Linked DNA regions of Homo sapiens: region 2 is linked to region 1. The links are chromatin contacts, found by Hi-C in ENCODE. All regions are on one chromosome and are shown on one strand. The core of a region is the stretch at or near the end of the contact, and the rest is flanking DNA. Distances in the headings are between cores, read along the strand shown. Region 1 holds the start of KDSR-DT (KDSR divergent transcript). Region 2 holds the start of TNFRSF11A (TNF receptor superfamily member 11a).

Region 1 (4,404 bases), core at 1,175-3,674:
CTATAACCAGACATTTAGATTTTTCCTAATATTCACTGTTATACATAAATCATGCTGGGAGGAAGATCTCTGACTCCATGTTAGGATTTTAACATCATTGGGAAGTGTCTCCTACGCAAATGCACCTACCTCTATGGGACTCATAGGCATCCCTTACTTCTTTTTAGCTTCAACCTGCCACCACTGAAGAGATTTATTTGGTCGGTAATCAGCCAGTTATCAGCAGATTACTGTAAAAATATAGCTGTTGTTGGCCGGGCGCGATGGCTCGCGCCTGTAATCCCAGCACTTTCGGAGGCTGAGGTGGGTGATTTTCTGCTTTTTTCCTGCAATTTTACTACCGTAACTAGATAGAAAACACTAGTATATAAAATTGTTTTAAAAATGAAACAATTGTTATAAGTTTGTTCTTAATTATGTATGGGCAGACAGTTTAACCATCAGCTCCCTCTCCCAACAATACCACAGTCAACTCCTAACAAATCTCAAGAACAATTACACTTTTCACTCTTCTTATGACATTAAAAAAGAAGACAGATGGTGACACCATGTGAACTATTCATGTCATTCTCACATTACTTAGAGTGTGAAATAATAATCCTGCGTATTAAAGCGGGATGGTAAAAATAAATTCTTCTTGGTCCACCTGAACAGACACAGCATTTATTATCTCACCTATGACCTGCCGCGGGATGGGGCTGGAAGGACTGGAGTCAAGGCTCAGTGAAACTGTCTTACAAATAAGGAATTCCAATTTTCATTCTGCGTTTAGCTTTAGTTTTTGCAAAGTTATGCTCTATAAACTCAAGCTCTGAAAGGATCCAAGGTTTAAAGCCACGCTTTTGAGGCAGCAGTTCTCTTGCGGATGTAAAACTTTCAGAATTTAGAGTGTCAAGTTTTGCCTTTCTCTTATTTATTTTTTGTAATGAATCCACACTCTTTCCCCATTAGGAACAGGAGGTGTTGGAAAAAGCTAATAGCTTTACAAAGGAGAAATTAAACAGATACATTTTCTCATTCACAAACCCTTGTACAGATTTAAAGCATACTAAGAAAAACGACCATCTTATTTTATACCAGCTCAGCGGGGAGGCTCGGATCTCCGGTGCAGAGATAGGACAGGAAGAGGTGTGCGGCCAATTTTGTAACCAACCCTCCTTACTCCTAACTCCTCGCCTCACTGTGCCTCGGGTTTGGGAGATCCAAACGAGAATGCTCGTGAGAAAGCCACTGCAAACGGGAAAGTGCTGGGCGCAGGCAAGGAGGCATTCTCTCTGTTTAAGAAAGGTGCCACATTTGCAGAACAGGGATCGCTGAATATGCGAGCTTCCGCCAAGAAATAAATCACACCTATCCACCTCTCCTTCATTCCTCGCACACAAGCCTTGTCGTTTAGCTCATCCTTCCCACTAGAAAACAGCAAAGGATTGCATTGGAGCAGCAATCAGCAGATGCCACGCTGAGCTCAGAGACAAGCAGTGTAGACGGGACAGGCGTCCCAATACCGCTAAGCCACCACCGCCAGCCCGCTGGGTTCTGAGCAGTTTCCCCAGGTGAGTCACTTCCTGGAATCCTCTGGCAGCGGCTCTTCCCGTCACTCGCACAGGCCATCTTCCAGTTCCGAGCTGCCTCGGCGGGTCCCGGCGGCTGGGACCCCACTTCCCCGCTGTCTGCCCCCGCCCGGGGCCGCGCGCCGCACCCTGCACACCACCGACCGCTGTGTCCTTGGCAAAGTTTCTCAGCCTCTCTGTGCCTCAGTTGACTCATCGGAAAAACTGAGGACAAAACATCCACATCCCAGGGATGTTGCATGGATTCACGAGCAGCCACAGAACCCCTGGGGCCCCGGGAACCCTGCGGCCGGCGGGGTCCCCCGTCGCACGCTCTCCGGCCCTAGGAGGAGCCCGAGGCTGCGGAGGGCGGGTCCGCGAGGCCGGGTGCCGGGGCCGGGGGAAAAGCGCCGGGGTGGACGGCGGCAGGTGACCTTCCCCATTTGGCCATGCCTTCCTGGGGACCGCGGCCTGGAAAAAGGGACGTAGGCTACGCGGCCTCGGCGGCGGAAAGGCCGCGCGGGCCGGTAAGTCGGGGGGCAGCAACAGGAGGCCACTCACCACCACATGCGCCCCGGGCAGGGCGAGGGGCTTGGGGCTGATGAGCGGAGACACCATGTACAGCAGCAGCACGAAGGCCACGAGGAAGGCGGCAGCCAGCAGCAGCATCGCTCCGCGGGGCCAGGGGCCCGGAGCGGCCGGGCGGGGGCCGCCGGGCAAGGCGCGCAGGGCTGGGCTGCGGCGAGGCGAGAATCACGCGCGGCGGGCGGGCGCCTGGAGTGTTTGGGTTTGCGGGCCGGGGCGGGCCGCGGCGGAGGGGAAGAGGAGGAGCCGGCGCGCGCGCCACCCAGGCGGGGCGGTGCTTCCAGGGGGCGAGTAGGCCGCCACCGCCACCGCCACCGCCACCACTGCCAGAATCGCCTCTCGGGGGTCGCCGGGTGTCTCCCACTCCCCCGGCCTCGGGACGGGGCCCGCAGTCCGCAGCCTCTCCCGTGGAAACCGGGCCTCCCGTCCCTGTGCGTCGCGAGCGGGCTCCGGACAGCGCCAGATGCGAGCGCGCCGGGAAGGGCTGCGAAGACTCGCTCTTCGGGAGCTCGAATGGCTTCTTAGGACCCCGCAGGGCGGGTTTCCAGGCCTGCCACGGCCTCCAGTGTGGGCGTGACGAGCGCTCCTCCCTGGAGTTCAGCCCTCGGCTTGGGACTGCCCGCTGGGTTGCTCGGAGGCCCCGGAGCATCGGAAAGGGCGGCTGGAGGCTCCCGGAGCGGGCTCAGCCTGGGAGCCCAGCGACTACGCTCTGAAATCCCGGGCTCCATTCCATATTTTTTGGCGTTTTTAGAAGATGGTCACGGCCCACTTTCGCTTTTCAGAGGACCGGAAAGCCTTAACAGGGAGTTTTGAGGAATCACTAAGGTAATTCAATTTCATTGAGTTCAGAGTTCATCTTTACCAAGCAGGTTCAAAACAAATAAATAACGCAAACAACTCAGCTTTATTAAGGTCTCATTCACGTACTATACCATACAATTCCCGATTTAACGTGCGTAATAGGCCGGGCGAGGTAGCTCGCGCCTGTAATCCCCGACCTTTGGGAGGCTGAGGCGGGCGGATCTCTTCAGGTCTGGAGTTCGAGACCAGCCTGGCCATGATGGTGAAACCCCCGTCTCTACTAAAAATACAAAAAATCACCCGGGCATGGTGGCGTATGCTTGTAATCCCAGCTACCCTGGAGGCTGAGGCAGGAGAATCGCTTGAACCCGGGAGGCAGAGATTGCGGTGAGATCGCGCCACTGCACTCCAGCCTGGGTGACAGATCAAGACTCCGTCTCAAAAATAAATAAATAAATAAAGCTTATAATAAATTGTCTTTAATATAGTCACAGTTGTAGACCCATCACTACCATAAATTTTAGAACATTTTTGTCACAACCCCCCAAAATCCTATACTCATTGGCAGTCACGACCCATTTCCTCCCAAGCCCCGCCCAAGCCTAAGCAATCCCTCATGTTTCTGTCTCTATAATCTTGCCTATTCGGGATATTTCACATAAATGGAATCATATAATATGTAGCCTTTTTCATCCTATCTTTCACTTACTGTAATGTTTTCAAGGTTCATCCATGATATGAAGTACTACATGTTAATACTTCATTTATTTTTATTGCCAAATAATATCCCATTGTATGACTATACGACATTTTAATTTTCCATTCATCAATTGAGGAATATTTAGGTTGTTTCCACTTTTTGACTATTAGAATTATGCTAACTGTAAATATTCATTTACCGGTTTTTGTGTGGGCATTATGTTTCATTTCTCTTGGGTACATGCCTAGTAGGGGAGTTGCTACATCTTACGGCAACTCTATGTTTAACTATTTGAGGAATTGCCAGAAGTTTTCCAAAGTGAGTACAACATTTTGTGTTCCCACCAGCAGTGTATGTGGGTTCCAATTTCTCTACATCTTCACTAACAGTTGTTATCATCCGTCTTTCTGATTATAGCTTTTTTAGTTGGTGTGAAGTCTCATTGTGATTTTAATTTGCATAGAGGCACATATTTTTGTTTGCTTACTTGCTTTTCATTTTTGTTGTTGTTTCTAGAAATACTAGGGAGCGAAGGAGAAAAAAAAGTTTTTCTTTTCCTTTTTTTCTTGACTTACAGCAGTTAGCCAAACTGCAAAATTTGAAGGCATAATGTCCAAGACTTCTGATATCAATGCAAGTTTAGAGGTTCCTGAACCACCCTCAGGTTTGATCATTCACTGGAAGGACTCACAGAACTCACTGAAAGCCATTATGCTCATAGTTATGGTTTATTATGGGGAAAGAATACAGATCAAAGTCAGCTAAGGA
Region 2 (4,404 bases), core at 1,072-3,571, 1.0 Mb before region 1:
TCTCAATTCATCAGGAAGACATAATAATTCTAAATGTTTATACCTCTAAGTAGAGCTTCAAGAATATGAAAAAACTGACAGAAATAAAAGGAAAAATAGACAAATACAGTTATTGTTGGAAATTTCCACACTTTTTCTCAGAACAAGTAACGGAAAATCAGTATGGATATTTCAGCCTATTTGACCTGATTGACACTCATAATGTACTTTACTGACAACAGCAAAATACATAGCTTTTTCAAGTGCACATGGAATTTTGACCAAGATATGCCATGTGCTGGGCTAAAAGTAAGGCAAGTGAATAGTTCTGGCAATCCAGGAATTCAAAACAGGTTATATTCTATTGGCATGGGACAAGTATCTTCATATAAACAGTTACCTTATGATATGGTTTGGCTCTGTCCCCACCCCAAATCTCATCTTCAATTCCCACGTGTTGTGGCAGGGACCTGGTGGGAGGTAATTGAATCATGGCTGCAGGTCTTTCCCGTGCTGTTCTTGTGAAGTGAGTAAGTCTCATGAGATCTGATGGTTTTAAAAATGGGAGTTTCCTTGCACAAGCTCTCTCTTTGCCTGCTGCCATCCAGGAAAGATGTGACTTGCTCCTCCTTGCCTTTCACCATGATTGTGAGACCTCCCCAGCCACATGGAACTGTAAGTCCGTTAAACCTCTTTCTTTTGTAAATTGCCCTGTCTTTATCAGCAGCATGAAAACGGACTAATACATGATACAAAGGAGGGATTATACGTATGGATCCAACATCGACCTAGAATGTGAGGAAAGACACAATCCTAAGCAAGTAATGACAAACAAAAACAACAGGATGCTATTGAGATGGAGCAGGAACCCATCTTAGGAGCCTGTGGAGCACCCCTAAGCATGGAAATAAAGGAAAATCTTGAGTTCCTTCAAGGGAAATTCCAGGTACCTAGCTAGCCCTAAGAAGTAAATAAGTAACTTGATAAGCAAGAAGGTAATTATAGCTTAAAACAATAACCAAGGAAGTTAGATTCCCTATAGAAACGAAAGATAACATCTTAACATATGTCCCTGAATTGTTTCTCAGAAACCCAGACCCCCAACAAAACAGATCCACTGGCATGCAGACCTCAGACAAGGGGGAAATGAGGACGGAACTGACCACCATTCTTTCTTCTAAATTTCTTCCTGAAGGGCAAGGAGGAAGTCACACCCACGAGCCAGAGCTAACATTCATTTTTGCTGACCCCAAATTTTTAACAAAGCTTCTCTTCCTTCACTGATGGCAAGTCAGAAAATCTTTGAATGTATAACCTATAAGCACCCTCACTTTAAAGATTTTCAAGATATCCCAGCTTGTTAGACCAAACCAATGTGCAACCTCCGTGTATTATGATTTTGCCTGTAACTTCTGCTTTCTTGAAATTAACCCTGCGTTTAAAAATCCTTACTTGCAAGCCAACTGAAGGTCAGGATTTAAGCAAGAGCTGCCCCATTCTCCTTGCCTGGAGCTCTGCAGATAAGCGCCCTCTTTTCTCCCAGTGCAAACCTTAGTGCGGATGGCTTGGCCTTACTGCACCAGAAGAACGGACCTCAGTTTTTAGGTAACACTGTGCCCCAGACATCTGGCCACTTTATGTCTGAAAGGGCCAATGTGGTGATGGGGGCTGGGGGACGCCTCAAGGCTGGCGGAGCCTGGTGCCTTTCTAGAATTTGGTGGGTGCAGGACGGGTGAGGGGCGGAGGCAGAGGATCAGGAGAAGAAAAAGAGATAGTGGCTGCTGGCCCCAACATTTTGAAGCAAAGAACAAGAGGAGTATTTTACGAAGATTGGCGGATGGTGTATTGTGTTGATGCCTTAACTGCAGTCGACGAAATCTCCAGGAAGGATCCTCCTCCCGTTCATTCTCGACGGTGGCGCATCCACTTTCGGAAGGCCGGGCCTCGAAGGGTGGGCGCGCGGGGCAGGAGCAGGACCACCCCGATGCCCCCATTCCTTCCCGGGAGGCGGGGCCCACAGGCCTGGGGTGCGGCAAGGCAGGAGCCAGTGCCGTGAAGGGCAACCCAGGGCTGGTCTCCCGCCAACCTGTCTGCAGCCCGAGCACCTGGGCCAGGGGCGGAGACCGGACCAAGGAGGCACCGGGCGCGGCGAACACCCCCGGGGCCCCTCCCCGAGCGGGGCCCCGCGTCCCACCGCAAACCAGGGGAGCTTGGGCACCACCTGGCTGGCACCGCCGGGCCCGGCCGGAGGGGGGCGCAGGAGGGCGGCGCGGGGGCAGGTGCGGGGCGGGGCACGGGGGCGGGACCACACAGGGCCGCGGCAGCCGCGCCCGCTGGGCCACAGAGGCCGCTGAGGCCGCGGCGCCCGCCAGCCTGTCCCGCGCCATGGCCCCGCGCGCCCGGCGGCGCCGCCCGCTGTTCGCGCTGCTGCTGCTCTGCGCGCTGCTCGCCCGGCTGCAGGTAAGGAGCGCCCGCGCCTGCCGGGCCGCGCGGCCCGACGCCTCCTCGGGAGCCCCGGGAAGGGCCGGGGCCGGCGGCATCCTGGCTCCTCCGCCTTCCGAGAGGAGCCGGAGTTTTGGGGAGCGGAGGCCGTGGGAAGCTGGGGAGGCGCTTCCAGAGTTGGACGGCGGAGGGCGGGAAAGGGCAAGCGGAGGGAAACTGGGGCGCAGAAGGAGCAGGTTGGCGGGACCGCAACACCCGAAACGGGCTCTTCCAAAAGCCCCTCTTAGCCGCAGGCTTTGATGCTGTCATTTTCTCCAAATGCTTCTTGAGCACCTACTAAGCGCTTGCGCCGGGCGGTGCCGCGGGAGACAGCGCCGTGGGCACCTCACTTGCGGCAGATAACCGTTCCCGATACGATTTCTCCCGGGTGGCCTCCGTCCCAAATTTCCACCCGGAAAGAGACATGATTCCCTCCGTCCCTGAACTGCGGGCTTGCCTTTGCCTCCCCTGAGCCCCTTCGGGGACACCCCTGCCAGCTCGCCTGGAGGCCCCGCACGGCGGGGAGAGACTGCGCGCGCGCCCCGGGGATGCTGGACTTGACCCTCGCAGACCCGAGTGGCTTCCCGGTCCTCTCGGAACAGGTTTCTCAGTACAGTTAGCAAGCGAATGCAGCCAGGCACGGACTTTCTGCCTCGTGGAGGAGGGCCGCAGAGGGAAGCACACCCAGCACAACAAACGCTTTAAAAATCGTTGATACGAACTTGAAAGCTCTCACAGGGAAGGGCGAGTGGTGGTTTTCTTGGTTTCGGCTGGGTCAGATTTCCCCTCTGTTAACACTAGGTTAGGCTGCTGCCGTCCCTCCGCAGCCGGGCACGGAACCCGGAGAGGCGTGGGGAGGGACGCATGGAGAATCGTGTTTGGGTGAGAAGAGAGGGGAAAAGCCTTGACAGAAATAATGTGGGTGCACTGAAGGCTGAAGCAAAAGATTCTAGGGAAGATTCATTCCCAATTGTATGGGTCTGTCAGTATGGTTGAGGGAAACGAAGGCGGAAAAGTCTAAAGGATTTTTTCATTTTAAGCACTTCAGGTGTTGCTTAATTAAGTGTTCAACAGGTTGAACGGGGTGCTACCTTATTTGAACCAAAGGACCAGGGTTTCAGCGAACAGCTAGCCACCTAAGAAAAACCTGCCTGACCACGCAGTTGCAAAATTATCTCTCACTGCTGTCGCAAAATGACATATTCATATGTGCATAAAAGGCGTTCGGTTCTAATATGAACAACAAATGCTATCAAAATAAGTTTATTTTTCAGGGAGACCTTTCAACAAATGCTGTTTCCCGTCTTTTTGCCTTTAAGCCCCTTTCATTATGCATGTTTAAAAATGTAAACTTTTGCATTGGTCATTTCCAATTCTAGGGGAGCGAACCTTCTAGGAACCTTATGAATTCCTTGGCTGGGCCACGAATTCAATTGATATAAGACAGACTAACAGGAGAAAAACTGTACTTAATTACATACATAGGCACAGGACTCCTACAAAATAAGAGACTTGAGGAAGGGTCAGATGATTGAAGCTCATTATAGCATCCATAGGGGCTTCTGCAGGGTGCTGCAAAACAGATTTTGGGGCGGGTTTGGGGAGGAAGCATATGGTGAGTAAAGGACATCTTGTCAGGCACATAAAAGATTCTCAGGCAATAAAAATGGTCTCTGACCAGCCCTTCGGAGAATAGGTGAGAGCCTGTGTGGGCTGGTGTCAACCTCCTGTCTCCTCTCCTGTAATCGGAGTTAATCTTCTCTGGGTGAGAATCTTCTCTGGGTGAGAAGATTCCCACGGCGGAGATTTGAGACATTTGAGTTCGTTTTGGAGGATCTTTCTTTGGGCAGAGTTCAGAGAAACCTCTGCCCGTGGCCACTACCACCTGCCCTGAGTTCAAAATAATCAGCACACCATAGTGGCATATTTTGGGGTGGCATTTCC

Evidence for each region. Hi-C counts contacts between places; a loop is a spot of excess contacts on that map. Pooled maps may share reads with other maps.
Region 2: a loop to region 1 is called in a pooled map, with 7 times the contacts of the local background. The contact joins the promoter of TNFRSF11A here to the promoter of KDSR-DT in region 1. A Hi-C loop is called at or near these places in 6 of 50 pooled maps.

Annotation. Positions count from the first base shown.
Region 1 is chr18:63,364,900-63,369,303 of GRCh38, forward strand. KDSR-DT (KDSR divergent transcript) reads left to right here and starts at 2,425. Exons shown (of 2, transcript NR_186602.1): 1 at 2,425-2,960. KDSR (3-ketodihydrosphingosine reductase) reads right to left here and starts at 2,307. Exons shown (of 10, transcript NM_002035.4): 1 at 2,112-2,307. The coding sequence starts at 2,219. LOC124904317 (a long non-coding RNA gene) reads right to left here and starts at 2,101. Exons shown (of 2, transcript XR_007066400.1): 1 at 1,351-2,101; 2 at 1-230. RefSeq lists enhancers at 1,397-1,691, 1,731-2,678 and silencers at 1,540-1,589, 1,940-1,999, 2,070-2,519, 2,630-2,679.
Region 2 is chr18:62,322,989-62,327,392 of GRCh38, forward strand. TNFRSF11A (TNF receptor superfamily member 11a) reads left to right here and starts at 2,322. Exons shown (of 10, transcript NM_003839.4): 1 at 2,322-2,439. The coding sequence starts at 2,365. RefSeq lists silencers at 1,954-2,163, 2,214-2,413.